Regions from separate parts of the Mus musculus genome. Here all the other regions are linked to region 5. A link is a loop called in an ENCODE intact Hi-C map of the cell type or tissue named here. Cell type or tissue: heart. All regions are shown on one strand. Links, peaks and the distances in the headings refer to the core of each region. The heading gives the core; the rest is flanking DNA. Region 1 overlaps Gm32425 (a long non-coding RNA gene). Region 2 has its middle 11 kb from the start of 2310069B03Rik. Region 3 holds the start of Gm40381 (a long non-coding RNA gene). Region 4 has its middle 41 kb from the start of Pole4. Region 5 overlaps Gm20383 (predicted gene, 20383). Region 6 holds the start of Eva1a (eva-1 homolog A (C. elegans)). Region 7 has its middle 49 kb from the start of Pole4.

Region 1 (4,440 bases), core at 288-4,287, 720 kb before region 5:
TCCAGCACTGCAAGACAATAAAACACTCTCCACAGTAGTGAAGCAGCCTTTTCTGCATCAAGTCACAGGGGCTGCTGACCAATACGGGCTTCCCTTTAGTCAGGTTCACCTCACTGCTGAGCGGTTCTGCTTTGTCCTGCAAAGGGCGCCTGCATGGCTCCTGGCTGACCAGACTCGAACTGAGTAGAGTCTGGTGGGAATTTGATGACCGCCTGTTCCAAAGTTGGCAGGTAAGTGACTGACTTAGGTTGTACTGTCCCTTGCTAAGACGGGGCTAATAGTTTCTTATTTCCTGACCCATTTAGAGTATTAAAGTAATAGTGGATGGTTCTAGTGTGGAGGTGCGTGCCTGTCATTCCAGCTTTTGGGAAGTGGAGGCAGGAGAACTGGGAATTCAAAGTAGGCCTTAGCAGTTACGTACTAAGTTCCAGGACAGCCTGGGTATTGGCTGGTTTTGTGTGCCAACTTGACACAAGCCAGAGTCATCAGAGGAAGGAGCCTTCGTTGGGTAAATGCCTCTATGAGATCCAGCTGTAAGGCATTTTCTCATTAGTGATCAATGAGGGGAGGGCCCAGCGCATTGCCGGGGATGCCATCTTGTGGCTTGTGGTCCTGGGTTCTATAAGAAGGTAGGCTTCAGAAGCCTGGGGAAGCAAGTCAGCAAGCAGCACCCCTCCAAGGCTTCTGCATCGGCCCCTGCCTCCAGGTTCCAGCCCTGCTTGAGTTCCTGTCCTGACTTCCTCCAATGATGGACTGTGATCTGGAAGTGTAGGACAAGTAAACCCGTTCCTTCCCAACTTGCTTTTGGTCATGGTGTTTTGTTGCAGCAATAGAAACCCTGACTAAGTCCACCCGGCTTCATAAGACATTGCTTCAAAAACAGCAAGGGCAAAAAAAATTAATCAGGATTGGTGACACTCGAGAGGCAGAGGCAGGAGAATCTCTGTGAATGAGTTCAGCCTGGTCTATACAGTGAGTTGTGGGCCAGCCAGGGACACACAGAGGGACCCTGTCTCAAAATTAAATAAATAAAGTGGGTGTCTGGGTCTCCCTTCTCCTGGGGGAAGCAGAGTCAACAGGCAGGTTTGGAAGAGCCTGTGAGTACAACAGAAATAGCAGACTTATCTCCGGGATCAGCTTCAGGGAGACAGATCAACTTTTCTTGGGTTGTATAGTTTTGGGGAAGGTTGTAGGAATATCGAGGGTGGGCAAAGGTCATTGGCTGAAGGATAAGGAACTGAGACGCCTCATTAGCATGGAGAGGCTTTTGGGGGATTTCAGGTGCTTGCTGAATGGGTTCTGTGGTGGAAGAAAGGCAGCTGAAACTGTGAGCTAATCAAGGCTACGAATGTGACAAACCTTTGGTAGAGGGTGGGGGCTCTGAACTCCTCAGACAAGGTCAGAGAAGGAGAATCTCTGCTGGTAAAGGGAGTCTCCCATTTTGTGCTGAGCTCAGAAGGCTATCTGGACAACGGTAGACTTTGACCTTAATTAGCAGGACAACAGGTATTAAGTACCCAGTGCAACAAGGGTCTCAAGTCTATACTCTAGAGCCTCAGTATTGTTCCCTGTGCTGGTGAACAAGGTCAAACTATTATAAAAAACCCAATGATTTACCTGTGGATGGGTGAGGGCCTATGTATGTGCAAATCTGTGGTTGGGGGATATTTGATGAACGCAGGTTGTCAGGTTTGCCTTTCACCCTCTGAGTTATTCCTCCAGCCCCAACAAGGCCACATTGTTCACCGGTGAGAGCAAGCTCTTCTCTGCTGGCCCCGAACTCCTGCCTTGCTCTGTGTCCCCGCAGGTCTCTGATCCTCTCACGGCAGACACAGACTCCCTTTCTCAACGGCTGCCTTTTCTTTGTGCTTCTTCAATGAAGCTGTTCCTCCTGGGCAAATGCAGAACTGAGGGAAGTTCGCTCATCCACACCTGGTGCCTCACTTTCACCATCTCTGCTCCACCACTGGCTCCCTCTTCCTCTTTTCTCTTTCTTCCTCCCTCCTCTCTTTCTTCACATCCATGTGTGTGCACAGGTATGTGGGTGTGTGTGGCTGTGTGTATGTCTGCCCTGGGAACTTCTTGCTCTCCATCTTGAATATTGCAGCAGGGCACTAGCCTCACTATTCAGTGCCTAGAAGGCACTGGTTAGGCTAATGTGGTGGGCCAGCTAGCTTTGGGGTCTAGCTGATTTATATAGGCAGCCATGGCTGTTTGGCTTTTATATGGATGCTGGGAATCTCAATGCAAGTCCTCATGTTAGCCCAATTTAACAAGTTCTGCCATCTCCCTAGCTACTGGGTTTGGTTTTTTGTTTGATGGTTTTGTTTTATTTTTCAGACAGGGTCTTGTGTAGCTTAAGCTGCCCTCAAGCTCGCTGTGTAGCCAAAGCTAGCCTTGCATTCTTGATTCTCCTGCCTCCACCTCCCCAGTGCTGAATTGGCCTTCCTAGCTCCCCTGCTCTTAAGAGCACGTGGCCTCGAGTAGATCTCAGAGTGACCACCAGGTGGCGCCCGCCCCTCGGAGGTGCTGAAAGAGCTCTGCGGAGCTACACGTGTTGTGCAGTGTCACAGGCGCTAGAAACCAGCCCTTGGGAACCACGGGCCAGACATGACTGGCTGACTGATGCGCAGTTTATGTTCCGGTTGCACCTCCTTTGACTGTATTCTGCAGGTGTGTTAGGATTGTTCCTTGGGGGCAGGGAAGTAGGGAAGCAGGGATGGGGGCCGGGGGCCCGGGTGATGGTGGTGATGATGGTGGTACACCTGCCAGTCTTTTACGAGGTAGCTGTTTCAGCTGACAGTTACCGGAGTGGGGTCGGATAGAGGGGGAGAAGCCACATGCCCTTTCTTATAAGCCCCTCAACCTCTCCATCAGCTGCCTCTGTCTTCTCTTGGCTTGCCCTGGACGCCTCCTGGAATTCAGTTGGCTGGTTGTGCCGGGAGGACAGAGGCCAGTGTGAAACTAACATTCAGGGTCCTTGATTAGAACGTTTAAAAAGTTCGAGCTGGAGAGATGGCTCAGGGGTAAGAGCATTACTTCTCTTGCACTAGACCAAAGTTCTCTTCCCTCAGTGGATAGCTTTATAACCACTGTAACTCCAGCTACAGGGGACCTGACACTTTCTTCTGGATTCTCTCAGCAACTACACGTGTGCAGCCACCCCTACTCAACACACAAATAGACCTTTTTTAAAAATGTATTTTTGCATATGAGTGATTTGCCTGTATGTATGTATGTATGTATGTGCACCAGCCACATATATATAGTGTATACGTGGCAGATCCCTGCAAATGTGAGCCACCATGTGGTTGCCAGGAGTTGAACCTGAGTCCTCTGGAAGAATAGCAATTGCTCTTAACTGCTGAGTCATCTCTTCAGCCCTAAAACAAATCTTTAAAAAAATGTTTCGGAGCCAGGCAGTGGTGGCACACACCTTTAATCCCAGTGCTTGGGAGGCAGAAGCAGGCGGATTTCTGAGTTTCGAGGACAGCCTGGTCTACAGAGTGAGGACAGCCAGAGCTATACAGAGAAGCCCTGTCTCGAAAAACAAACAAACAAATAAATAAATGTTTCAGAATCTGTAGCCTGATGTGGTGACACATGCTTGCATAAAACTCTGGGGAAGCTTAGCTTACTGGGGACCCCCTGAGTGAACCATGTGGAGCTGGGGTTGATGCAAAAAGCAAGAGGAACTTATTGTTCCAGTGCACTGGGGTCGTCCCAGACCTGAAGGAGAGGCAGCGACCACCAGCAGCAGTTCGGCCAGTTTTTATATGGTTTCCAGGGCCAAAATAGAGCATCAGCAACTAGGCACAATATGATTGGTGGAACAGTGCACCCTTTAAACTGATTGGTCTTTAGGGAATGAGGTGACAAGGACTTCCCTGTCTGAAGGTGAGCAGGGTTAGCCATGTGGAATGTGCCCCCCACCCCCGTGGTCTGAGAAATGTTAATTAGCCTTTTCCTTCCAGAGGGGCAAGTGTTTCATGACGTTCCCAAAGTTTCTGAGCTGACCTTTTCACCTGTAATCCCAGTACTGCGGAGGTAGAGACAGGTGAATCTTTGCCACTTAGAGGCTACTCATTCTAGCCAACTTGGTGTTCCCCAAACCAGTGAGAAACTGTCTCAAAACAAACAAACAAACAAACAAACAAACAACCACAGTGAGGCCTTTGAGATGGCACAGGAGGTAACAGGGCTTGCCACCAAGCCTGACAGCACGAGTTCTATTTCTAGAGCCCACACAATGGAAGGAAAGAACTGACTCTGACTGCTGAGTATAGGTGCTCACAACAAATAAATGTAAAGACAGATCACAGCAATCCCAAGGTGGCAAGTAACTAAGGGACTTGTGAGGTTGACATCTGCCATCCACAGCTGTGCGATTGCACACATGCCTATGTAAACCAACTCCTCCCCCCCCAACACACCCCAGAA
Region 2 (4,440 bases), core at 203-4,202, 910 kb before region 5:
TGTCTCCTGCTGCCCAAGCTAGCCTTGAACTCACTATGGTCCAGGATGATCTTGAATTTCTGCTCCTCCCCACTTTAACCTCTGGAGTGCTGAGATGACAGGCATGTGCTACCATGTCCAGTCTATGTGGAGTGCTGGAGATGGAATTCAGGACTTCATGCATGCTAGGCAGGCACCCTACATCCAGCCAAGATCTGGCTGCTTCCATTGCCAGTGGGAAGAGTTCAGGAGATAAGAACAGAGGGAAGGTGTGTGGGGTGTAGACAAAAAGGATAGTTGATAGATTAACAGTCTTGAGAACCTGGGTGTTAAAGGACATAGGAAGCATTCTTCTTAAACATGTTTTATTTATTCATTTATTTATTTATTTATTTATTTTTTAAAGACAGGGTTTCTGGGGAGGATGGGATAGGGGTTTTCAGAGGGAAAACTAGGAAAGGGGATAACATTTGAAATATAAATAAAGAAATAGTAATAATAATAATAAAGACAAGATTTCTCTGTGTAGTTCTGGCTGTTCTAGAGTTCACTCTGTAAACCAGGCTGGCCTTGAACTCACAGAGATCTTCCTGTCCCTGCCTCCCAAGTGCTGGGATTAAAGGCCTGTGCCACTTCTGCTCTGCCTATTTTTATCTTTTTGAAATAGGGTCTCATGTGACCTACACCAGCCTTAAAATTACTATGTAGCTGTCAAGGGCACTGAATCCAAATCTACCTTGAAGTGCAAACTGTATTAGTTTCCTTCATCCTGAACTTCCCTCCTCTGTACACCCCCCCCCACCCCACCCCATTTACCCCTCTCAAGGTCCTGGCTGGTTCCCCGCAGTTTGACTGCAGTGGGACACCACATCTCGCTCTCTCTCCTCTCTCTCCCTCTCCCTCTCCCTCTCCCTCTCCCTCTCCCTCTCCCTCTCCCTCTCCCTCTCCTTCTCCCTCTCCCTCTCCCCCCCCTGTCTGTCTGTGTGTCTGTGCGTGCCCTGGACCCAGTGACCCACAGCTTGCTCTCCCCATCCACCTGAATTAGGTCACTTCCTAACTCAGTCATTCCTAACATTTATTCTCTATGCTTGAGTTGAGCCAGAGAAAATTCAGTCAGACTGGCTGACTGGGGACAGATTGATGACTTCCTCCCTCAACAGGTTCTCAACACTGCTAGAAAAAAATCTTTATATTCTATATTCAGTTAGTACTTTTAAAAAAGACAGTGTCTTTATTCATTCGTTGAGAATTTCATACAATGACAATGTATTTTAATGATACCTACCTCTTCCACAACTCCTCCCTGACCAGTAAACACATTTCAGACATCTCATACCAACTGGCCAGGCCTTTTGAAGCCCTCTTCTCCTCCTCTGTGTGCCGCATCTCCATACTCCCCAGGTTCACGAAGAGTGGAGGGCGGGGATGAGTCCTGAATGGGTCATGAGCAAGGGCAGCGCATTCTGTGCTCAGAATATGAGGAGAAAGGGCACTGGGCAGTCCTTGCAATGAGACTGACATCACCTGCTTCAGGTCAAAGGAACTTAGCATCAGTATAGAAGAGATACCAGAAGCAAGTGGTAGTCCAGGCTGTGATTTCAACCTTAAGAAGAAGACCGTTCTAGGTACTTTGTGCATTTATGGAAGCCTGTGCAAACGAGAATCTCAGAATCAGTCTATGGGGTTAACCATGCCAGCCACCAAACAGTGGTGACTGCTCACGCGTGTTCATGGAATGCCCAGCAGGATCCCACGAGCCAAGTGTGGGGGCAATCGAGAAGTTTCTGACACTTCTGTGCCAACATCTCTCTCTCTTTCTCCTTTCAAGAATTCATTATTATTTTGTAAAATTGTGTGTGTTTGTGTGTGTCTTTCTTGCTGTGTGTGTGAGTGCAGTGTCCATGGAGGCCTGTAGAGGGCAGAAGACCCCTTGGAATGGGAGTTACAGGTGGTTGTGACCCTCCAGTTCTCCAGCCCAGTTTTTTGTTTGTTTTTCCTTTTAGTTAGTTTTGTTTTTGTTTTGATTTGATTTTGAGACAGAGTCTCACACTATAGCCCTGGCTAGTGTGGAACTCACTACATAGATCCCCCTATCCTCAAATTTCACAGAAATCTACCTATCTCTGCCTCCCGGGTGCTGGGGTTAAATGTATGTGCCATCACGCACAACCTTAGTTGGCCGTTAAGTCAGTCAAGTCGACAATCAAAAGTAATCATCATAAATGTCTTCTCAGGGTGGTGAGAGCAGGTCAGTCCTCATCAACATACAATCCATCAACAAGGCTGCAGCCCAAGCAAGAGGACACCAGACAGACACACAGCTTAGCAGGGGCTAGAGAGAGAGCTCCATGGTTCAACAGATGCCCGTGGAGAGGACCAGAGCTTACTTCCCAGAACCCACACGGCAGTTTATGGTTAGCCATCCATAAACTCCAGTTTCAGGGTATTTCAGGCCCTTTTCTGACCTCCATGGGTACCAGGCCCACACATAGACATACACGCATGCAGAACAGTCACACACATACAATAAAATAAATCTTAAAACAAAACACACAAAAAATTAAATGATAAAATACAAATATACACAAGCAGGTCATTAATGAAGCCCATTTTGTGTGTCTGTATGAGAGAGGGATATAGATGAAGAGAAAAGACAGAGAGAGAAGAGAGACAGACGGACATGCACACAGTCACAGAGAGACGGGGAGAGAGACAGAGTTTTTCCAAAGAGGATTAACTGGGGGAGAAAGCCCACCTTGAACAGAGTGATCCCTTCCCATGGGATGGGGCCCAGACTTTAAGGAAAAGGGGAAAAGAACCAATTGGGCACCAACAACCTTTCCCCTTTCTATTTCCTGCAGAAGGAAGTGGGTCAGGCCTATGCCACCTTAGGGGAAAACCCACTGCTATTATCCTGTAAAAGAAACGCAGCAGCAAAGTGGCAACACGCCCTCTGAGCAAATACTTTCTCCAGGAGGGCAACGAAAGGTCACATGCCTGGGAGCACACAAGTCTGAAGGATGCTTACGGCTCAGCCCCATGCGCAGTGTCTGGAGATTGAGCTGCTGAAGTGCCCCAGGATGCACAGAGAGCTCCAGGGTTGCAGCTATGGGGACAGGTCACCCATGTTGGGGTGGGCTTTCTGGTGATGCGGCTGCTTCTGAGTGATCCCTGCTCTTTATAAGTGACCCCCTCACCCACAGTCCTGATAGTAACTCCTGTAAAAACTTACTTTTTACCAAATTGGATGTTGCTACAGTCGTTACTTTGATCTGCCATGGCCTCCCTCTCTGGGGTGAATAGATGAGTGTCTTGGTGTCCTTCCATGAAAAGTCTGTCGTACAATAGGTAGGCAAGCACTTGGTCTGTAGGCAAGAACTACATCTCAAATCATCACCGCCCCACCCCCAGCTCCAATATTTCAGCAATCCAGATGTGCATAAGGTGCGCAAGTGCCCATGGAACAAAGAAGGCATTATGGTAGCGACTGATGGAGACAAACAAGGCTCTGGAAGGTTAGGGAAGCTGCAAAGTCGCCAAGGTATGTTGACAAGAGTGGTTTGGAAAAGCATCAGGCATGGAAGGAGTGGGTCTCAACAGAGAATCAGTAAAGCAAGCTTCCCTGGCCCACCCTCCTCTGCCAGCTGCTGGGAAGCCCTGGGCGTTGCAAGGACCAGAATGAAAGGCTAACTTTGACCTTTTCCTGGGAGATGCTGTCATTAGGGGGCACTAAGAAGAGCAGAAAACCACCCGCAACAACTTCAGTACTCCCCCCATCCCATGGCCTGGTCAGCACTGGGTGGACAGGGTACCTGTCTTTCAAGTAAAGCCCGGTCTTTGGCTCTATTAATAACTGAGCTTCCAGAGTCTCAATAACAGCGTTTGCTTCCAGAGCACTGATTCATGGGAACTGAGGAAAGCATGGGCTCGCCTGGATTGACCCTCCTGTGAGATGCTGATGAAAAGGGACACTGCGGGTCTTTGTATCTCTTTGTTAGTGGTAGGGTCAAATCCCAATGTGACCTGAGGTTTTGAGTCCTCCTCAGCAACCCACGAGCCCTGAAGGTGGTACCCAGATGAAAATGGTTCTTGGAATGTTCAGTTCCTAGTATCCATTTTATTTAACTGTATCTCCAGAACTGAAGCCAGGACTTCATACATGCCGAGCATGTAGAGTATCCTCCCCCTAAGCTACACTCTTAGCCTCCTAGTGTCCACTTTAGCTGGGAGAAGAAGGCCAGGATGTGAGCATCAGGAAACAGATTCATCCTTTGGGCCTCTGTGAGTGTCAGGTCTCTGGGGTCAAGTACAGAAAGCTGACCCCGGGTGGGCTGGGTAGGAATTGAGGTGCTCTATCAATACTTGGGACCCCTTTCCTCCACTCCCATTCTGCAGTTTAACTTTGATCTTCTTTGGGCTGTGTAGCTTTCAACCTGAAATCGCATCTAGCATGACTCTCGG
Region 3 (4,440 bases), core at 154-4,153, 130 kb before region 5:
TCTAAGCAGCCCTGATGAACAACAGATCCTCTTTTTCCCAAAGGACAGTCTTTTACTTTTCCCAGAAGCTTTGCCTTATTTTACACTTTTAGTTGAAGGACTCTTCTGCTCTTCTGCCAAGACTCTCTGTGTTCCCCAGGATTCACAGAAGGGTCACATCCTAGGATTTCTCCCCAGGATCTACTGCCTCCCACATGAAGAAAATCTCAGCATCCTCTTTTGGCATAGAATCAGGCCATTCCTATGATAACTTTAAAAAAAAATCTTACTGCCTAATAATAAAACTCTCTGGCATCAGCAAGATATCATCTAATCCAGAGAAAGAACTGTGGTTCTTGTACTTGTTAATTAATTAATTTGGCATGTACAAAATGTTAGGTCTCAAACCTGGGACAAATGACTAACTGGTGCCCATTAACACATCAAAACCGAGCTGGCAGCTAGGTTTTTCCTGCATTCCTACAGGGTATGGCTGGCATACCTCACCTCCTACCCTAAACTTCCCAACCCAGAGAGGCTGGCTGCCTTCCCTCAGCTGCCCCTCCCTACGTAACTCAGCCATTTTGGCTCATTTTGATCTACCCATTATTCTTTTGGCCCAGACTACCCATCATGGTCAGCAGGTATTCTCCCTTCCACTTCTCCGCTTTTCCTCCCCTTCCCCCTCTCCTCGTATGGTCCAGATCAGACTGGTCACATTCATTTTGGACTCTCCCAGATGTCTCTGATCTGGCTCTGCTCTCCCCTCATATCTACAATAAAATTTCTCTTCTGCCATACCTAGGAGAAGTCACATCCTTCCTTCTTTTTTCATTCACAAAGTATGTGTTATGTGCATCCTTGAGTCCACAGACAAGAAGAGGTCCAACACAAACCTTGACCGACTTTTAAGGATTTAGCAAGAAACACTAAGGTAGAAACTCATTGTGAAAATTTACCATAAAGAAAGCCAACCAAAGGATGGACCGATGGCTCCATTGCTTCACAAGCATGAGGGCACGAGTTAAATCCGTAGAGCCAACATGTTGAAAAGAGTGACATTTGTAATCCCAGCACTGTGGAAACAGAGACAGGTGGATCTCTGGAGCTCACTGGTGAGCTAACCTAATCTACTTGGCAAGTTCTAGGACAGTGAGAAACACAGTTTCAAACAACAACAAAACCAAGATCGATATTGCCTAAGGAATGACACCTGAGCCAGCACAGAGAGAGAGAGAGAGAGAGAGAGAGAGATGCACACACTCACATGCACACACAGAGAGATATGCACACAGTCACACACACATATACAGAAACACACTTACATACATGAATGCTCACATACACTCACTCACACACACACACACACAAATAAAATTAAATTTTCAAAATGTTGTGGAAGTCTGGGTCTGGAATGGATGACTCTTCCAGAGCACTGCAGCCTAGTCCCCACACCCATACCAAGGGACCACAACCACCAATAACTCCAGTTTCAGACTCCTGGTGTCTTTTGGCCTCTATGAGCACTGCATTCGCATATGCACATATTCACACACATACATGTAAATAAATAATAAACAATACATTACTTTTTAAAATGCAGTGGCAAAGAAAGCAGCAACCGTCTGTGTGAAGCTGTCCAGAGTCCAAATGTACCAAACTTCTCCACTGGAGAACCAAGTAAAGCCTTGCCCCCCACCTGGTGACTCTTCATCTGGGTTTAGCATCACAGCATCTAGAGAGCTGACAATAATAGCCTGCTCTGGGGTTGTCGTAATGGAATGCCAACACTCAGCTGACCCCTCTGTAAAGGATAAAGGAAAGCCCGAAAGAGGAAGAGGCTCCTAGAGAATTTATCCTAGGAGCAGATCCATTGTAAAATAACGCTATTTTTAAGCCAAAGGCGAACATTATTTTCTTCCTCAAAATCAAATGTGGACGCTGATTTTTCTTCCTAAATGTGGGCAGCAGTTGTGAGTCCGCCCAGCAGAGGGCGATCTCTCATCTGCTTATAAAGAAAATGTTTATTCAGCTACCCAGAGTTTTCAAATTGAATGGGGGGGGGGGGGGGCGAAACCATAAAGTTATGTCAAGTGTTTTGACATAAAATTGTGCCACCTGAGGTTAGGATTAATGGCTTGGAGCCTCCCCGCAATGACAGACAGACAGCACAGACTGGTGAAGTTCCTAGAGCTTCCTCACAAAGTTCTCTGTGGTCCAGTCCGGTCAGGACTGCTGAACAGAAAGCCATCTCTCTCGGGCTAAGAGCAGGCTGTCCTTGGAAGGACCCAGCCTTTACACTCTAAGCAGTACCAGACCGGAAGATGGCGGCACAGAGTAGGTGCTGTAAACAAGCATTCTGCGTGGTGTTTCAGGCAGAGCCTGGAATTCTGAACGTCCTCAGAGCAACCTGAATAGCTTGCAGAGAGGTGCCACACATAGACTTTGCCACTCCAGTCATGGAACCTGCTTAGCACCGACTTGTGGTGAGTTAAAGCTTACTGTAGCGCCCCCCAACAAGATTTAGAAACAGAGACAGTCTGTGGCCCTCCTTTCTCCTAGAGGATTCAAAGCTAATTAGAACTGTCTAGTTCTTGCTAGTGTGGTGGGTGGGGTACAAGTGAGCCAGGACAGTAAGCCCATTGAAGTCCCGCTGTATTTGTTACTTTGTTATTGGTGTGACAAAAGAGCTGAGGAGCGCACCGGGAGAAAATAAGGGTTTGCTTGGGCTCACAATTTGACGAGCATTGGCTCTCTGGAGTTTCAAGTGAGCAGCCTCACATGGAAGCTGAGAACCAAATCTGGGTCCTCTGCAAGAGCATCAAGCACCCTAACCACTGATCCATCCTTCCAGCACCCTCATCTCATATTATTTGGTGTTCAATTCTGTGTGTTTTTAATACACATATATATTATTGCTCTATGTATACACACAGAGTAATAAAACAGACTATAAAAGAAAATAGAGTCATACATAAAGCCAGACATTTGATCAAATACCAGAATGAATTAAAGCTTTTGTAAGGCTCTGAGGGAAGAACATTCTCAATAGATCCTGCTATGATCGATACATTCAAGTAATTCAAGGGCTACCTTGAGGGAGGCAATGCTTTGAGAGAAACGACGAGATCCACAGGTACCCTGCTTTGTCTGCACAGTTAAACTTGTGTCTATTTCCTGATACAATCGTTAACAGCTCCCCTCTTCAATGTCCAGAGTTCCCTAGTTGGGAAAATCAATGATGGGGTGGGTTGGCCACACAGCACCTTCTGTTCTCATGTCTGACAAGGGAGCTGAGGGGACCAACTCCCTGCATTTGCTAAAACCAGAGGGTTCATTAGATGCATGAAGTGCCAGGTACAGGGAACTTCAAAAGAGCAGCAATACCAGTTAGTCCTTAATAGGCATTTTATCCGGACACCAAAGCCCCCTGGGCTCTTGAACCTTTTTTTCTAGAATCATGTGAGTTATAGCATAGGTCTGGGCTCATTAACCCTCCCAAAGATAGAACTGATGAAGCAAGGACTTCAAGGTTAAGTCCACAGGCCTGATTATGGACATAAAGCACTCAGGGGGTGAGCAGAAAGGTATGAATTCTTGGGTCATAACACTCGGTTACTGATCTAAATCTGTAGAGCATGGCCACAGGAAAGAGCAGGCTGTGCGCGGCTCTAAGTTACTCCAAGTCCTGTGAGCGACCTTCAGGGTGTGCCCTGTCCTGGGTGATGATGCCATTTTACTGGCCAGCCTTTGGTTCCACTGTGAGTACATATTCTGGGGAAAACGATAGTGTCTCTGTGCACATAGACACCACTGCCTACCCAGCACCACCCATGGGGCACAGACCCATAGGTTAGTTGTGAAAATAAAAAACATAGCACCTATAAACATGTGGAGAAGATTGGGAACATATGAGCAGATGGACATACTGAAATCATATCAGAAAAAATAAAACAGATCTAAAAACTTTTTGAATACATTAGACCCAAGCAGAGGATAACATTCTCATCTGGACCCCATAAAGAGGAAATACACCCTGTTGCTATGGTGATGGTCCCCACAATCTCCCATCTGTCCATCCTTCTAGGGGCTAACAGAGAACTTCTTATTAGGAGTCCCTGGGCTTTCAGCTTGACTGGGGCTGGTCACCACTGTTTGATGCAGTCCATTCAAATCGTGTTCCCTTGGTCCATTTGACCATCTGACCAAGGCTATCTCTTGTGCCCTACCTTCAGGGCTCTGTGCCTCTGCAAGAGAATCAACTCCTTAAGCTCAACCGCCTGGGCCCCAGAGCTGCTCTGTCTCTGAGTCAGACCCTCCCTGACTCTCCTCTCTCTTTAAATTTTTTGTAGCCATTCTGTAACTTACACTGGTGTGGGATGTGTGGTCTGAGAGTTAACATTAATAAAGATTAGAGATTAAAAAAAAAAAAAAAACAACTGTTGTCAGTGCCAGCAAGGA
Region 4 (4,440 bases), core at 162-4,161, 630 kb before region 5:
AGGCAAGGTGTTGGAGCATAGCTGAGAGCTTTACATCCTGATTCCCAGGCAGCAACACACACATACACACACAGTGGGCACTGGGCCTGGAGTGGGCTTTTGAAACCTCCATGCCCACCCCTAGTGACACACCTTCTCCAACAAAGCCATACTACCTGGTCCCTCTGATCCTTCTCAGATAGTCCCATGCTCCAGTGACCAAGCATTCCAATAGATGAACCTGTGGGGCCATCCTCTTTTGAATGACCACATTCCACTCCTTGGCCCCCACAGGCTTGTAGCCAGATCATAATGCAAATGCATTTAATCCAACTTCAAAAGTCCCCAGCCCTGCAGTCTTAATATCTTCTAACATTCCAAAGTCTTCTCTGAGACTCAGAGCAATCCTTTAACTGTAACCCCTTATAAAATCAAAAGACAAAAGCAGATCACATACTTCAAACACACAATGGCACAGAGTATACATTTTCATTCCTAAAGGGAGGAACGGGAGCATAGTGAGAAACAGGGCCATGGCGAGAGCAAAAAGCAGCAGGGCTGACTCCAAATCCTGTAGTTCTGTGTTCATGTCTGAGGCCTTAGAGGCCTCTTTGTATCTCCCACACCTTTCAGTTTTGTTCACTGTAACACACTTCTCTCTCTTGGACTGGATCCACACACAGTCTGTGGCTTTCCTGGGCAGGTATCTGCGCTGGCGTATCTGCGCTGGCATTTACATCTTCGAGTCTTCAACACAACCCAGGCTTCACCTTCACAGGTTCACACAATGGCCTCTTCTAACCTCCATGCAGGGACTCCCCTGACACACACCTGGCCTCAGCATCTTTCCTTATCAGCAGAGGAAGATTCCACAACCCTTTTACTCCTGTATCCCTCGTGATGTGACTCTAAAGCCAGAACCACGCTGAGGTTGCCAAGTTCTTCTGCTTACTGGAGCTGGAACCTGGCCTCCGCCTTAAATCGCATTTGTATAAGCTTTTGGTTGTTGATGGTTTCCTTTGTTGCCTGAGCTTCCCTTTAATTCCTTTCCACTAGGAAGCTTAGCTGGGTGGATTTGTGATGGCTAGGCTTAATTGTCAACTTGAATGTATCTGTAATTAGCTAAAAATCCAAGTCACTGGGCACACCTAGGAGGGATTTGTAGTTAATTGGATCACTTGAGGTAGAAAGACCCACCTTAAATCCACATCGCCTGAGGTCAGAAGACCTACCCTAGATCTGAGCCACACCTTTTCACAGCAGCCTTTCCAAAGGATGTGGAAGAGAATTTTGCTCTTTTCTGCATGTCCTTCACACTTGCTTCACTGGCAGTAAAGCTCACTTCTTTGGGACTCTAATGTATACTGAAGGTCAGCTGAGACGTCCAGTCTCAGGGACTGACATCTACTGGATTCTTGGGCTTTCCATTGGAAGACAATGTTTGTTGAACTAGTTAGACCACAGTCTGTGAGCCTTTAAGTTATTCTAATAAATAACTTTCCTTTAGTTCTGTTCCTCTAGAGAACCCTGACCAATACAGTTTTCTTCAATGCACCATGATTCAGATAATGTAAGTCAAATAAACCCTTTCCTCCCCGTGTAGCTTTCAGTCATGGGGTTTTGGTTATAAGGTTATAGCAATAGTAACCCTAACCAAGATTCTGGACTTTTATGGCCTTGACTTTGGCCTCCATAAGATGGAAATAATAGTATAGATGATAACAATTATATTAATGAAATAGCAAATTTGCTTGATGAATACAAAGAGATAGCTGGATGCAGGTGGTATATGATTAATATACACTTAGAAGGTGGAGGCCAGAGGATCAGGAATTCCAGGTCCCCTTAGTGAGTTCAAGACCAGCCTGGAATATACCAGACTCTCCTTCAAAAGACAACCAGCAAATAAATGAAAAAAACCCAACCAAAGAAGTAATGTCTATACAAATGCTATGGAATATGCAGCCATCAAATCGTCCCTCAAGCAGACCAGCCATAGCTTTTACTTGTATGCCCACCTCTTCTCGCTTTTTCGTTTCTGTCTCTTTTCTCTTTTCTTTTTTCTTCCAGGCTGAGTAAACACAGCTGCTTAAAACGTGCATTGGATTGAATGCACTTCCTTCTCGAGGTTTCCATGTTGTCTTGCCATGTCTGAGGAACATCCAGAAGGCATGTCAACCCAAGGGCTACGGGAAACAAACCAGTGTGGACAGGCTCCTAATGAAAAATGACTCCCCCTCCTCCCAGCAGTCATCAGCGACTTATAACTCCTTAGCTAGGGGTGGGGTCAGGATGCCCACCCCCCATGCTGGCTGGCCTTTTGTTGTTGTTGTTTTTAACTTTTAATTGGTTCTTTGTCAGTTTCACATCATGCACCCCAGCCCAGTCCTGTTCATCTCCCCCACCCCCTTGTATCTAACTTCTGCCCTTGCAACCTTTCCCCCCAACAAAGAAAATAAAACACACATAAACAAACAAAATAAACAAAACAAAACAAAGCATAGAAAACATCTCATCATGGAAGCTGTTGTATGCTGTAGTGTGTCCCACAGTATTCCTCTCTGTCCACACATCTTCGCTTGCAAATGTTCATTGCAATGAATCATTGGTCTGGTTTGAGGTCACACCACCAATATTGGATCCTCACAGGGACTCCTCCTAGTTATCCTGTTGCTGCCCCATCATGGAGATCCTGCAGCTTTGGATCGGCAGGACTCGTCCTTTCACCACTACAACAGCTCACAAATAATGTAGATTTTGGTGTGTGTGTGTGTGTTTGGGGGGGGGGTGTCACTCAAATCACTGGAACAGGGCGTGGATGGTAGCTGAAACTGCTCAGCTTGCTGTCGCTCCCTTATCTGCATCATCAGGGCCAGCTTTCCAGCCCTGCTCTGGTTAGGCCACCCAATGTCGCCATTGGCAGGAGGCAGGGCCAGCTGTCCCAATTGCACAGCCTCAGGGATGGCTTACCCGTGGCTTTGCCGTCAGGATCAGCTCCACTATGTTGCCCCAGTGAGGGGCAGGGCCAGCTTTCCGGATTACTGCAGGTGGTGTGGTGCCAGGAAGGGGAGGGCATCACCCTGGCGCCTACTCTGCCTCATAGCATGAGTGGTGGGTGCAGCCCTCCCATGCTCACACCCTCAGGGCTAGCTTACCAGTGCTCTCTCCATTGGGCCAGCTCTACTGCGCTGCCTAGGTGAGGTGCAGAGCCTGCTCTCCCAAGTGCTGCAGCTGGTAAGGGGCCAAGCTCTCATGACCCTGGGTCTAGCAATCCCGACTGATTCAGGGGCAAAGGCAGGGTAGCGGCGGTGAGGGTATTAACCCTTCCCCCCACCTGGTGCCCGTAGTGTTTGGCATTTTAAGCTGGTTTGATCTCGTACAGGTCTTGTGTAACCACATCTCCCTGTCAGGTCCGGAGGCTCCTCCTCCCCACCCCCTATTTCTTACATTCTGTCTGCCTCCTCCTTCTGTGATGTCCCCTGAGGCTTGCTCAGAGTGGGGTTGATGCAGAGGCTAAATGACAAAACTTTGAAGTTTTCCTTTCCTTTCCTTTCCTTTTTTTTTTTTTTTTTTTGGATATTTTCTTTATTTACATTTCAAATGTTATCCCCTTTCCTAGTTTCTCCTTCGAAAAATCTCCTCTCCCCTCCCCCTCCCCCTGCTCCCCAACCCACCCACTCCTGCTTTTTGGCCCTGGCATTCCCTGATACTGGGGCATAGAGCCTTCATAGGACAAAGGGCCTCTCTACCCATGATGTCCGACTAGGCCATCCTTTGCTGCATATGCAGCTGGAGCCATGAGTCCCACCATGTGTGCTCTTTGGCTGGTGGTTTAGTCCCTGGTAGCTCTGGGGGTACTGGTTAGTTCATATTGTTGTTCCTCCTTTGGGGCTGAAAACCCCTTCTGTTCCTTAGGACCTTTCTCTAGCTCCTTCACTGGGGACCCTATGCTCAGTCCAATGGATGACTGAGAGCATCCACTTCTGTATTTGCCAGGCACTGGCAGAACCTCTCAGGAGAAAGCTGCTATATCAGGTTCCTGTCAGCAAGCACTTGTTGGCATCCACAAAAGTGTCTGGGTTTGGTGATTGTAAATGGGATGGATTCCCAGGTGGGGCAGTCTCTGGATGGTCATTTCTTCAGTCTCTACTCCACACTGTGTCTCTGTAACTCCTTCCATGGTGTTTTGTTCCCCCTTCTAAGATGGATAGAAGTATCCACACTATAGTCTTCCTTTTTCTTGAGTTTCATGTGATATTTCTTAAACTGAAAGAGAATTGACTCTATTCCCCCACCCCTTTCCTTACAGTATCTGCCTGTGTGGTAATCAGTATTTTTTTTTTTTTTTTAATTTTGGCTGTGTTTATTCCGAGCCACAAGCATGTGACTAGGCCGAAGTGACTCCACACTACCAAGAAGCCCTTTCACCTTTGCTTTGTAATTAGTGCTTTGGTTTCCTTT
Region 5 (4,440 bases), core at 332-4,331:
TGACATGTTCATAGACACACACCTCTGTCCTCTGCTCTCCGCAGCCCACCCCATCCCCTTTCCCCTGTCTCCAGTTCCTTCCCTGCCTAGGAGATCACCCACTGCAAGGTTCAGGAATAGCACAAGGGAGGACAGAGGAGGGGTGGGGTGTCTGCCCGCTGTGTGTTTCTGGGAACGAAAGCACTGTCTATGGGCTGGGGACAGAGCTTACCTCAAGTGCTCAGAGCCCTAAATGGAGTATAATGGTTCAAGCTGATAATCCCAGCACTGTGAAGGGGAAAGAAGGATATTCAAGGTCATTGTAACTGTATATCAAAGAATACATAAGGCCCCCTTTCAAAAATATAAACAATAAGAAGACTAGGGAAATGGTCCAGTAGATATGTGCTTGCTACATGGGCATGAGGACTGGTACCCCAAATCCAACATAAAAAAAACTGGTGCCTCCAGAAGGAGAGACAAGGAGAGAGTGGGTCCCCTGGGAAAGACTGGCTAACCAGCCTAGCCCAAATCTGTGAGCTCTGGGTCCAGTGACAAGCCTCAGTAAGTAAGTGGAGACCAGCGGAGAGGGTACCTGTCCTCAACCTCGGCCTCCAGAACCAGAAGTCGTTCCATGAGGCAGGGTCCCACAGGCAGAGGGGCTGGGGGTGAAGGCTGGGTATTTGTGAGCCTGTGAATAGGTTGTGGGTGTGTGTTCATGTACATATGTATAGCCATGTGCATGTGTGAGTGTGCAGACACATGCGTGTGTGACTTTGCCTGTGTGCATACATGCGCTTGCAACCCTGGCAGAGGCTCATGGAGCAAAGACAAGAGGAGGACAAACAGGAAACCCACCCACTGCCATGCCAAAGAAGCTATGGGGTTCCTGCTGGCTTTGTTCCATCCACTGAGTCCCCATGGGGACTCTGTGACCCAATGATGCTCCTGGCTGACTCTCGGGCAAAGCTATCCTTTGTCTAAACTTGACACCTCACAGAGAATCCTGTATTCCAGCAAGATCTAGCCCAACTACTTCTCTTCACCCCCCATTTCTAATGTGCACACCAACCTCAAGGAGAGTCATGTAATCAAGGGAACAGAAATTGCCTGAGCCTTAAGGTCCTGAGCCCCAACTCCGCTAACGAGCTGTGCGGCTCTTAACTGTTCGAGTAACCTTCTCCTTCCTTGTCTATAAAGTAGCTTTAATACTGTCTATCAAATAAAGCAGTCATTGGGATTAGAAAGAGCCTTCCCCAAATACCCTCAGCCACTGTTCAGATGGCAACTGACACTATCCTAAATTGGAGCTGTGTGCCACCTCTGCTGCCTTTGGTTACTGGCTCCTCCTCCATGGGGCGGGTTGTGGCCTGGTTCTTGGCATGACAGCCAGGACTTTCTGTGACTTCCATTTAGGCCACAAAAACACTGGGTTCTCTGCTTGGCATCTCCAGGGAGCTTACCCTCAGCTTCGCAATGCTTTATAACTAATTGTCATGCTCCAACAAGCCTTTGGAATCCAAAGTCACTTACTTTATGGGGGTCAGATGGCTACATCAGTTTCAGGTCTGCTTTCAAGGTCAAGGCTACAGACTGTTCTGGATGTTAGGCATACGAGTTGCAGTTCCCTCTTAAACTCTCACCAAGCCAGGGTGATTTACAGGAAGGGTGCACACGAAAGATTTAAAATTTGTAGTCCCCTTGTCTGGGGAGAAATGTGCGGTGATCTTAGGCCTTGTCAGCCAGGTCTGCAGTGGAGGGGGGTGGAGGAGGAAAGAGACTCCCTGGAAGTCCCTCCAGGGAGTCCCCAGAAACTTTCTCAAAAGTTCATGTGCTACCAAGGGAGGTGATACCAGGATCCTTTTTGTTCTGAGCTAGAAACAAAGACTCACTGGGCAGCACAGGGCTCCTGGGACCAGCTGGCACCTGGGTGATGGTTGTGACTCAACTGAACGACAACCTCGTGAGCTCAAGTGGGGTCACTCCTGGACAAGGTTTCTGCTCAGGGAACAGTGGCTGTGCTTGCTTGCCCGCAGGGACAAAAGCCGCTTTGTGAAAGGCCCCGGGACTGTGAGGAGGCGCCACCGTGCGGTGGCTTGAGGAAGAGCGCCTCTTTTGGCTCTCAGGAAGGGGTGACTCAAGAAGCAGAAGTGTGTGTGTGTGTGTGTGTGTGTGTGTGTGTGTGTGTGTGTGTGTGTGTGAAGGCTCTTTGCTACTGTAATTGACAAAAACAAAAGGCTGTGTCCTCCTTTGCATTTCCAGTGGGAAAAAAAAACAATCCTTACTCCATCCAGCTCCAACCAGTTGCTTCCCCTTAAAAAGCAATGATGTAAACACAATCCAATTAGAATAAAGTAGTGACAAGCTTGAAGGTGTTCTGCGGGTGGGTGAATGACCCGAGTATGGAATGGAACGTAGAGGTCAGAAGTGACACATAGGTGTCACGTGGTGGTCAGAGGGCACTTTCAGGAGTCAGTTCTCTCTTTCTGTCACATGGGTCCTGGCATCCAACTCTTCAGTTAATCCCTGAGCCATCTCACCAGGCCTCTTGCTTCTTGTTCTCATTTCTCACCTTGATAGCCCTGTTAGAAGATACTTTTCCTGCCTCGGTCAAAAAAGAGGAAGTCAGTTGGCAAATGCTCTTTGGAAATGTAGTTTGTAAAGGAGAGAAGCCATGGGGCTTAGAAGGCGAACATGAATCTTGCCAGCAGCACTCAGTGCTAGGGACCAGGGTGGGAGGATCAAATCACAACATCACACATGGGCACCCTACGCCTGAGCCATGCCAATTGTGATCGTCCAGTACGTTGAGGACTCCAGAGAGCCGGATGGTCTAGCAGGATGCTGGGGGGAGCATCCGCACCTGCCTGCTGGGGAGTGGTAAGTGAAGACATTGTAAAAGAGGTGACACTGAAGCTGGAACTTGAAGGATGAGTCAGGGGTAAGGGCATAAAAGGGAAGGTAGGTAGGGTTGGGAAGACTGGGAGGACTGGCTGGCTGATGGGAGACTGGGCTGGAAGACAACGAACCTGGAGACAATGGCAAACAAATAACATAATTATTCATCACGTAATTCATCACACCCTTTGGTGTTTCCTTATTGCTTAATGGAGGCACCCTTAGTTCCTTGCAGGAATATGAGAGTCTGCTCTCCTCCGTTGGCCTCAGCTTAACCTCTAGCGTGCCTGAGACTCCATGCACCTAGCACCCCTACCCCTCCGTAAGCATATAGAGTGCACAGTCTCCCCTTTGGTGCTTCTGATGGTTTGTATATGCTTGGCCTACGGAGTGCACTGTTGGGAGGTGTGGCCTTGTGGGTGTGAGCTTTAATACCCTTGTCCTAGCTGCCTGAGAGCCAGTATGCTGCTAACAGCCTTCAGATGAAGATGCAGAACTCTCAGCTCCTGCACCATGCCTGCCTGGATGCTGCCATGTTCCTGCCTTGATGAAAATGGACTGAACCTCTGAACCTGTAAGCCAGCCCCAATTAAATGTCCTTATAAGAGTTGCCTTGGTCATGGTATCTGTTCATAGCCATAGAACCCTCTAACTAAGACAGAGCTTTTGCCTAAACCAAATCTCTCTGTGTGCCATAATTGGCAAGATTTAAGTTTGACACTACCTGATCTGCAAATGTCTCCAGTTCCACTGGATAGGTGACAAACCTCTCTGACTTCCTCCTAGATCTACTCACTCCACTCTTATGCTTGCCTTCTTGCATTTGTTCTCTAATTGGCAACGCCATTAGTTAGAGCATCATGGGTACCATCTGCATCTGCCAGAACTGTCCCCCGAGTGCCTCCAAACTACCTGATGCAAACCAGGCACTCAAAACACCCAAGAGGGAGGCAGAAGTGTGATTCCATTTGTGGCTTGCTTGTCTAGTGTGTACTAACCCCTTAATTCAATCCCAAGAGCCTGATAAGCGAGAAACAGCAGCAACACCAGCCTGTTGTCCCAGCTCCGGGAAGGTAGAAGGAGGAGGATCAGAAATCCAAGGTTTGGACAGATGAGATTGCTCAGTAGGTAAAGGCACTGGCTGCCAAGTCTGAAGACCAGAGTTCAATCTGCTAAACCCATATTGTGGAAGAAGAGACACCAACTCCCACAAGCTGTCCTTTATGTCCACACACAAAATGTGAAGCATGTGTGGCTGTGCACATACACATGCATGAACAGTTTTAAAGGTCAGGCATTGGTGGTACATACCATTATCCCCAGCATTCTGACAGCAGAGGCAGGCGGTTCTCTGTGAGTTCAAAGCCAGTCTAGTCTACAGATCAAGGTCCAAGCTAGTCGGGGCTGTATAGTAAGATCCCAACTCAAAAAAAATTTTTAAAAAAAGGAAGGAAGGAGATCATTTTCAAATCCATAGTGAGTTCAAGACCATCCCATGATAAATGAGGCCCAAACGTGGAAGACTGTAGCAAGGAAGAGAGCAGCCACAATATGGTGTCAGGT
Region 6 (4,440 bases), core at 200-4,199, 55 kb before region 5:
CCCCACTAATCTAGTCGACAAATCACATATCACATTCACTGAACATTGGCTGAGTCTCCTACAATCCCTTGCTTACCTTTGTAGCAAGAAGAGTGTGTGTTCTGAAATCCAAAGGTTTATGTGAATGTTGGCCCCAGCACTAATGAGCTGTGTGATGTGAGGCAAATGTTGCAGCCTCTCTGTGCTTCTGCAATGAACTTCGTAGTGATGATACAATATCGAGCGAGTCAAAATTCATGGAGTGAGCATGGCACGGGGCAGGCACTCGGTCTTAAAATGGACAATTATCCTATTAGTTCGTCACACTGACCTGCAGAGAATGCAGCTTGCTCTCCCTGTAAGACTCCCAGAGGGTCTGAGCCCACTTGCCCAAAGTCACACAGTTTACAGGTGACAAAGCTGGGATTAGAATACAGACAACATCCAAAGCCTTTGAGCTCAGCAGGTATTGTGAGCACAGCCCCATACCAGGCTCAGTATGTGGGTATCAGTGGAGAGGTGAGCACCACGGGGTCCCCTGCTGTAAATTCTGCAAATGGGATACTGAAGAAATGAAGGTGACTGGGTAGGGCAGCAGGGAACAAGGGCACTGTCCTAAGAAATGGAGAAAAGCTCCCATCCAGAAGAGACTGAGTTCTAGACCAAAGAAAGATGAGCAGTTTGCCAAGCCACTAGGGCGGGGAAGGTGGGTTCAAGAGGTCAAAACAGCAGAGGATCGGTGAACTGGGATGTGTTGGAAGCATGGCAGAAGGGCTAGAGGTTGAGGGTGGGCAGGGAAGCCTGGAGCTGGTGTGCAAGGTCACAGATTAAGCCTCACCCCTCAAGAGACCGGCTAGGGGCTGCTGTTAATGACTGACAGACACCTGTAGACCCAGGTCCTTTCTGTAAGCAATGGAGAAGCAAGAAAAGTGTGGGGCAGGCCAGCGGCCTGGTGGGAAGCCAGCAGTGGAATTCTGACTCTGGGGCTGCAGGTGGGGGTGGGGATATGAGAACAGGGGCTGGGGTAATCTGGAAAGGAGGGGAGTTGGGATACTCTCTGTGAGCCAGTTCCTTAAGTCAGGGTGACCCAATGAAAGCACAAGCAGTAATGGGCCAGAGGTATTGTGAGGAGAGGGTTCTCCTGAGCATTCCACCAAGCGAACAGCATCCTCCCTCACCCACAGGGTGAGGGCCAAAAGTATCTCCAGCTATTACCAGACTTCCCTTAAGGGCCACAATTAAAGCACATGTGGCACACACACACACATACACAAAATACAAAATAAAATATCTCTAAAATTAAAATTAAGCTCCACCATCTTTACTTCCTGGTTGACATCGGAGGGGGGGCGTTGACTCTGGTATTTTGAGGCAGAATCCTGTGGAACGAGGTTGGACTCAAACTCATTTTGTGGCCACAGATGACCTTGAGCTTCTGATCCTCCGGATTCCACTCCCAAGTGCTAGCCGCCCCACTCCCCCCCAACCCCTCCAACCTCCACCCCTGTGTGTTACACTCTTGGCCCCACTATTTTTCCGAAGAGAAAACAGCCACAAGAAGGCATTACCAAGGCTGGTGGTCTGACCCTGGCTTCCTTGACACCGGACTTGACCTCAAGCCGGCCCGCGGTGGCAGACTAACAATTACACTGCCTGGAGGGGAGGGAGGGGCTGAGAGAGCGCGGCGCCGGGTAGTATCCTCTTCAGTGAGCTAGGACGGCAGCCGGCTCTAAATAAACGCTTTGGATTTGAACGGAATCGCGATGTATTTGCTATAAAAGGTAAAGGCTTGGTCTTCCCTGAGTGTGAGCAGGCAGGAGGTAGCAGATTTCTTGCTCAGACTGGACTGAGGAACCATCTTTAGGGCTGGACTTGGGGTGTGCGGCACAGACCTGTTGGGATCCAAATTCACGCTTGGACCCTTTGCAAACTGCGAGGCTCAAGGCCGCTTACTCCCTCCTTTCCTTTTGTCCATTTTTAAAGCCAAGATTCCTAGAAGTTCCTGCCACAGGCCTAAGGTTGGAAAAGGTGTTTAACTAAGTAACAAAAATGAAACTACCCAGCGGGTCCGTCTCGCCGGCTTCAGAGCCATACTGGTTTGTCTTCATGCCCTGCAAAGATCTCTTCCCTCTACCCCCAGTCGTCGGGATCCTTCACCCCCAAACCTGATGAGTCCCTCTCCAGCAACAGAGCGTCACATTTAAAGCTTTAGGGGGCGCCAACAGCCTTAGAACGCCACGGTCCACTCCAATCTCGGGGATCTGGGGACGCGCGGGGGGGCGGGGGTCGTCAAATAAGTGTCAATAGTTCAGTGGCTCTGAGAAGAGTTAACTAAGTACTTCGCTAGGCCGGCTTCAGGTGGGTTAATCCCCAGCCAAGCCTAAATCCGCCGCCGCCGACTGGCCCGCTCAGCCAAGCTCCAGGGATTGGAGCAGCTAAGAGAAGCGCCCTGATTTGGAATTCACGAGTTCTCCAAAGCCCAAGGCAGAGGGTAAGAGTGGTCTGACCAAGCCAAACAGGATCAAGACGCTGGGGACGCCAGAAGGAAGGAGAAGCAAAAGAAGAAGGCAGGACCGGTGCTAACACCTGGACAGGGGTTTGGAAACAAAGCGGTAGTTTGGGATCCGAAGAGCACTAAAGAGTTCCCGCTCAGCAGAATTAGAGTGTCCCCGCGCCCTGAGCGCGCTTCGGGGAAGCAGCTTACCTTCTCTAGGACGACTGGCGCGTACTTCCGGGGACCGAGCAGGGGGGCCTGGAGTGGATCAGATCACCTAGGGAAGGGCACGGCAGTGTGCTGCTGCGCCCTGTGGCTGGGGCACCCGCGCGCCGGAGAGCAATTTGGGGCGGCCCTCCCCAATCAGGGCTGAGCACGGAACGCGCACACCCAGCCTCTGGACTCCTCCAGCCCTGCACACTCTAGAGGAGCCTGAGTCCGTGGGAGGAAAAGGTTGTCTCATTTCCTTCGGTCTCCCCCCGCTACCCCACCCCACCCCCGCCCCTCGGCTCCGGACCTGCCCTCCCTCCCGCTCCCCGCCCCCTTCCCCACGTGGGCGCCGCGAGACGCGAAACCTGAACGGCTGCTCCAACTTAGTTCAACTTTGGCAACTCTTGCCTGCCTCCCCGCGCTTCCCACCGTCCCCTGGGTTACATGATCTCCCCATCCGCGGTCCCCACCTTGTCCCGAACTTCCAACATTTCCCTCTTTACAGCAAGGAGCCCAGATCTGCAAGCAGAATCCAACCCTACCCCCAACCCTCATTGGCTTATTCCTGCCTGGTGGACTGCACTCGTTGAGCCAGCTTTAAAACCCCAAGTCCAGACAGGAAATAACCACTTACTTTGTTAAATTTGATCGACTCTTTTTTTTTTCTGAGTGGAGAGTTTAAAGTCTGATGCATAATCTCCAAGGAATGTTCGTTAGTATCAGAAGACATTACCACTTTTTGGTCTTGCTTGCCTGGGTTTGAAGTTTTGTTAAACTACAGGAGTATTTATGCAGTGGCCACAAGGAGCTTGGTGCAGAACAGGCTAGAATGACCCCAAAGGACATCCTGTTCCTCGGCAGTTAGCACAGGTAACTGGGGCAAAGATAGGAGTGGACCAGTCTTAATGGTAGAGGACAGTCTAGACAGGCAGACAGGCAGGCTGTGCAGCCCAGCCCTGTGAAAGACAGGAAGAAGGAGGGGAACAGAGAAGAGATCGCCCTGCCAGCCCAAGAAAGGGTGTTGCTGGGAACCAGGGCAACTGAAAACCAAGGGCTCAGATGGTGGAGAAATTGGATGGAATAACCAGGGACCAAAAGGGGTCATCAGAATCCCAGGTGTCCTCGAGAACTGCTATCAGAAGCATACTCTAGAAACAGCTGCTGTTCTCCTGCCCCTCTGGACCTGACTCACTGAGAGTCTACATTCTGACCCAATGCCCGGATTCAGATGCTATTTGAAAATGTTGCTTTCAAGACCATTGGTGGCATGGTGGACTGAATATATCAGACCACAGAGCCCTGGCTGGACTTTAAGCTATTAGGTTTAAAAATGAGAAGAAACCCAGGTCCACTCATACGATCACTGAATTTGTCTAAAGAGGGTCCCCCAAGTGTGTTTCTGAAAGTTGATCTGACAGAGCCAGGGCTGAGAGCCATAGTCTACACTTGGCCAAACAGTGCTTGCTTTATTTAACCTTGAAATGCAGTGCTTTCCCTCAAAGAAAACAATCTCAGGGTCCTGATGTAAACACAGACCAGTTGTCTTCTCTTATAGAAGCTACTGGTCTGGCAGGAAGGGTCTTGCTTCATCGGTGCCTTGAGCAACCAGTTCTAGCTTTGGACGGCCACTAAACTACTCCCTGAACTTGAATAAGGCCTCCTCTCCAGACTTCAGTTTTTCTTATCTGTAAAAGATACACACACTTAACCAACTCCAAATTCCATACCCAGGCACTCGGCACGCTCCCCATAACTGG
Region 7 (4,440 bases), core at 333-4,332, 620 kb before region 5:
ATGTCCAGGTGGTTTTAGGGTACAGTGGCTGGAAGGACATCTCTGAAGATGGAAAACTGTATGTAAGTGCATGGGATTCTAAGACAGAGCGTGCTCAGTCGACTGAATGCAGTTCATCTGGAACTGTGATGGGTAGTAGCCACCTAGACTGGGCCCAGCTTCTGCAGAATCCCAGGAACCCTGTTACAAAACAAACAAACAAACAAACAAACAAACAAATCCTTCCAGGCTCTTGGCATTGGGAATTAGCAAACTGGTTTATATTTTAAGTAGCTAATAAGGCCTATGCTTTAACTTTACAGCTAATTAACTATTTAATCAATTATGTGCTGTAGATGGTACTAAGGCCTTTTGTGGGCTAAGCATACATTCTACCTCTTAGCTATATCCCCAGGCCCCGAAATTTTTATTATTGTTGTTGTTTTTAGAGACAGGGTCCCATGGAGTTTTGGCTGACTTCTAACCTGCTGCATGGCCTTCCATTTGTGATCCTTCTGTTTCCCACTTCCTACACGTCGTAATACAGCACATGTCGGTGTGCTGGCTTTATGTAGTGCTGGGCGTTGATCCTTTCCCTCTTCCACAGAAGGCTGTCATGTAAAGTTCTGAGACTTGGAGCTGTGGAAGCCATCTTGAATCCAGGAGGACAGCCAACAGGGAGCGGAGGGAAGATCCTGTGATTCCACTCGAGTTGTTGAGCTGCAAACCAGTTCTGAACTCCCAGCAAACATTCTAGTTCTGTGAGACGATTGCCTCATTTGTTAAGCCACCATTAGTCATAGAATTTTTTAAAAAACTGTTTATATTTTAAGATTTATTTATTTGTTTATTTTGAGACAGAGTTTTTCTGAGTAGCCTTGGCTGTCCTGTGGTAGACTAGGCTGGCTTTGAACTCACAGGGATTCATCTGCCTCTGCTTCCTGAGGCATGAGGATGAAAGGCATGTGCCACTACACCTGCTTTAATTTTATTTTTACTTGTGTGTGTGTGTTCATGCACACACACGTACATGTATGTATGAGTGCATATGTGTGCACTGAGTCAGCCAGAAAGCTTCAGATCCTACAAGTTGGAGTTACAGGCAGTTGTAAGCTGGCTCATGCTCTGCATGTTGGGAACCACACTCGGGTCCTTTGCCAGAGCAGTAAAAGCTTTCACATCCTAAGCCACCTATCCAGTCACACTCTGGTTTTTTGTTTGTTTGTTTGTTTGTTTGTTTTTTGTTTTTTCTTGCAGCCAATGCACTTGAACTGATAAAGTATCAATATCTAGAACATAGTAGAAGAATCTCATGAGCAAATCCATCAGTTGACAGGCATGTTCTCTCTACAACCTGGGATAGCCTTTAAATAGAAAGCAGATAATCTTCGAGTTACTTATTCATGTATTTATTTTTCTGATGTGCTGCCACACTACGTCCAGAAAGGCAGCCCTGGACATCTGAGCAGTCTGGGCTGTTGTTGCTGTTGGCCAGGTGGAGGGGGTGATTATGTTATGGCTGACTTGAGCGGCTCAAAGCAAATTATGGAATTAAGTGCTAACTGCTTCTTCTCAGCTGATTAGCTTTCTCTGCCCAACCCCCACTGCAGTGCACACCAGCCGGGGACTAGACATTGTCTGTTGAGTTTCTGCCAGTTGAACGAAAACCACCCATTAAGAATGATTGGTAGAGATTTTGCCTAAGATAGAGATGTGGGGCGGGGGACATAATCTCAGTAGGTAAAGCGTTTGCCTTACAAGCACGGAGACCTGGGCTTAATTCTCAGAATCCACATTAAAAAAAAATCAGGCTCCGTGGTGCACGCTGTAATTCCAGGAGGGCAGACAGAAACAGACAGATCCTTGGGGCTTGCTGACCAATTAGCCCAGCCTACCTGGAAAGTTTCAGGTTAGTGAAAGACCCTGATATTGAAAAACAAAACAAAATAAACAAACAAACCAAAGGAGGCGGATGGCACTGGAGGAATGAAGGCTGAAGTCACCCTTTGGCTTCTGAATGCTCTGGTACATGTACCCACATGCATGCATATCTGCACGTACACACACACACACACACACACACACACAGAGAGAGAGAGAGAGAGAGAGAGAGAGAGACAGACAGACAGACAGACAGACAGACACAGACATTCAGATAGAGAAGAGACAAAGAGACAGACATGGGGCAACTTGTTTTGGGGGGTATTTCTCATCTAAATTCCTATAGCTGTTGAGTTAAGGGCCGTGCAGGACATCTGAGCATCTCTGAACCAACACAGTGGGTCCCAGGTCTCTCAGGAGCATCAGTGGATACAGGTGCCACAGAGAAGCAGGCTGATTAACTCCAGAGGTTGGTCATTGAGACTCACATCTATAAGATTAACCCAGATCCCAACGGAAGTATGACCTCTCAACCCCTGTGTCACCTCTCCTCTGACACCAGAACTCTGCCCACTTTAATTCTGTTTTCTGTCTTTTTCTCTGTCTCTCACTTATGGTAGTTACAGTCACACCTTGTGGGGGGTGTCTCTGGAAGAGGTTTCTCTCCATGATTCATAGGGTTATGACACTGTTCATCTATACCACATTTTCCTGATTTGAATCTTAACTAGGACTTGCCCAGACCCTATTCTTTGCACCACCTCTCCCTGCCTCCAGATAGAGCTGCAGGGAGCACATTGCCTGGCCACTAGAGGGAGGCACAGCCACGGGTACAGATTCCCTCCTTGTCTGCAGACTCAAGGGGGTTTCTCTGATATTGCAACTCTTATCTCCTCCCTCAGCACCAGAGTCCACCCCTCATACATCAGGCAAGTTCCTCACCTCCCTCCTTTCCCTACTCAGGTTTCACCCCCTTTAGCTTCTACTTTCACCATCCTATGGAGTTGCTACGTGAAAACTTCTACCCTCCTTCTCAATGTCTTAATGGCAGACTGTCCATCTCCACTTCGAGGCATTTGGAAATTGGATTTGTCAATTTTGCGCATTATTCCCACACTAATTGTTAATAAAACAATCAGTTTCTCCGGACTTGGCTGGGGGCGAGCCCACCTTTCAATGGCCAATCTGCTAGGGCAGGGAATCAGACCGAGCGCACTGCTCCTGGTTTCTGAGGACCCCACAGAGGTATCATTAGTGCTGAGGGCTGTCCACCTGCTCCTTCTCGTGTCTTTCTGCCCCTGGAATCCAGCCCAGCAGAAATGTGTCTGAATTATGAGCAGTCATAAAACCGAAGTCAAAAGCCATCGTGTTCAGTTGATTAACAAGACAGACTGTGCCCAGATACAGTGAGAATTCATGATTGGCATGAAGAGAAAGGCTATAGCTATAAAGAGAGGCAATTGGGCATAGCATCCAGGAGAAGGATTTTGGAGGGGCTACAATGTGAATTCAGAGCTCTAGGCTCTCTTCCTTTCCCTTCACGTTGAGCAGCCTGAGGGAGTTGGCCACTTGGGGTCTGATTTCTTTAGATAACGAATCACTTAGAACTGGGGAGTACGGAGTGTTCTTTACAAAATGTTAGGGCTCCCATTCAGGTGTTTCCCCGGGTAGTGGCGACACATGGAAACACCTGGGGAGGCAACTTGGCAGAAATCACCAGTAGTTCTGAAAATATGAACATTTTTGACACAGAGATTCCACTCCTGGGAATAAGCCAGAAGAACAACCCTGAACGAGGGACAAAAGAAACATGAAAATGTTCGCCGTTGCTAGACTATTCTGTAATAGGGAGACATTAGACCCAAATTAATGATTCAAAATAAGAGGATGATTAATTAAATCCCACTGAATTCCCTTGATAAAATATTTTGTAGTCATGGAAATTTTAATTATAGAAATGATAGTGCTGTAGGAACATAATGATGTGAAATTTTATGCATGGTCTTGATTGCAGTGCCCTAAGATATACTTATATTTATATAACTGAAGAATGTAAGGAAACACACAAAATATGGATAGCTGTATTAAGGTAGTGGAATTATTGATAATTTAAAATTTTCCAGTTCAAGGTTACTATACATTTTTCTCTTTAAAAAATTTTAGTTTTAGTTGGGCATGGTGGTGCATGCCTTTAATCCCAGCACTTGGGAGGCAGAGGCAGGCAGATTTCTGAGTTTGAGGCCAGCCTGGTCTACAAAGTGAGTTCCAGGACAGCCAGGGCTATACAGAGAAACCCTGTCTCGAAAAACCAAAAAAAAAAAAAACAAAAAAACAAACTTATTTTTATTTTATGTGTATGTGTGCATGTATGTATGTGTACTGTGTGCATTCAGTGTCTGTGGAGGCCAGAAGAGGATAACTGTCAGGGTACTCTGGTGGAGTCAGCTTGTGAGGCAAAAATGCCAAAAAGCTGCTCATGAGAAATAAATTTCTAGGACTCTCCTCCTGGATATTCTGTCGAAAGCCAACTCTCCAGTTTGGATCGGTTTGTCAGGCGAAAAGCCTGGAAGCTGTTTCACG

What was found. Hi-C counts contacts between places; a loop is a spot of excess contacts. Peaks named below come from ENCODE experiments on the same cell type or tissue, not always from the same donor. Only the 100,000 strongest peaks of a DNase experiment are listed, where the experiment ranks them.
Region 1: a loop joins it to region 5, with 11 times the contacts of the local background. A loop is called at or near these places in 24 of 42 quality-filtered maps.
Region 2: a loop joins it to region 5, with 3 times the contacts of the local background. A loop is called at or near these places in 5 of 42 quality-filtered maps.
Region 3: it touches region 5 in a loop (5-fold over the local background); 30 of 42 quality-filtered maps call a loop at or near these places.
Region 4: a loop joins it to region 5, with 7 times the contacts of the local background. A loop is called at or near these places in 16 of 42 quality-filtered maps.
Region 6: it touches region 5 in a loop (6-fold over the local background); 21 of 42 quality-filtered maps call a loop at or near these places.
Region 7: it touches region 5 in a loop (14-fold over the local background); 16 of 42 quality-filtered maps call a loop at or near these places.

What each region holds. Positions count from the first base shown.
Region 1 is chr6:82,700,973-82,705,412 of GRCm38, reverse strand. It overlaps Gm32425 (a long non-coding RNA gene), which reads right to left. Exons shown (of 3, transcript XR_377779.4): 2 at 1,618-1,891. Among named protein-coding and RNA genes, the nearest start is that of Gm32534, 12 kb to the left of the region's middle. In heart, for the core only: a CTCF peak has its summit at 2,499 (motif pointing right); a DNase peak (open chromatin) is centred at 2,502; H3K27me3 peaks cover 837 bases.
Region 2 is chr6:82,890,203-82,894,642 of GRCm38, reverse strand. No RefSeq gene overlaps it. Among named protein-coding and RNA genes, the nearest start is that of 2310069B03Rik, 11 kb to the right of the region's middle. In heart, for the core only: a CTCF peak has its summit at 1,888 (motif pointing right); no DNase peak of the experiment used is centred there; H3K27ac peaks cover 1,206 bases.
Region 3 is chr6:82,117,263-82,121,702 of GRCm38, reverse strand. It overlaps Gm40381 (a long non-coding RNA gene), which reads right to left and starts at 1,954. Exons shown (of 2, transcript XR_869194.2): 1 at 1,569-1,954. In heart, for the core only: a CTCF peak has its summit at 1,959 (motif pointing right); a DNase peak (open chromatin) is centred at 2,292; H3K4me3 peaks cover 709 bases; H3K27ac peaks cover 329 bases; H3K27me3 peaks cover 323 bases.
Region 4 is chr6:82,609,943-82,614,382 of GRCm38, reverse strand. No RefSeq gene overlaps it. Among named protein-coding and RNA genes, the nearest start is that of Pole4, 41 kb to the left of the region's middle. In heart, for the core only: no CTCF peak of the experiment used is centred there; no DNase peak of the experiment used is centred there; H3K27me3 peaks cover 305 bases.
Region 5 is chr6:81,984,792-81,989,231 of GRCm38, reverse strand. The region is part of intron 1 of Gm20383 (predicted gene, 20383); the gene reads right to left. Among named protein-coding and RNA genes, the nearest start is that of Gm20383, 2.7 kb to the right of the region's middle. In heart, for the core only: a CTCF peak has its summit at 2,040; a DNase peak (open chromatin) is centred at 2,071; H3K27ac peaks cover 450 bases.
Region 6 is chr6:82,040,145-82,044,584 of GRCm38, reverse strand. Eva1a (eva-1 homolog A (C. elegans)) reads right to left here and starts at 2,957. Exons shown (of 3, transcript NM_145570.2): 1 at 2,684-2,957. In heart, for the core only: a CTCF peak has its summit at 2,188; DNase peaks (open chromatin) are centred at 1,724, 2,194 and 2,894; H3K4me3 peaks cover 2,395 bases; H3K27ac peaks cover 1,990 bases; H3K27me3 peaks cover 1,493 bases.
Region 7 is chr6:82,602,108-82,606,547 of GRCm38, reverse strand. No RefSeq gene overlaps it. Among named protein-coding and RNA genes, the nearest start is that of Pole4, 49 kb to the left of the region's middle. In heart, for the core only: a CTCF peak has its summit at 2,663 (motif pointing right); no DNase peak of the experiment used is centred there.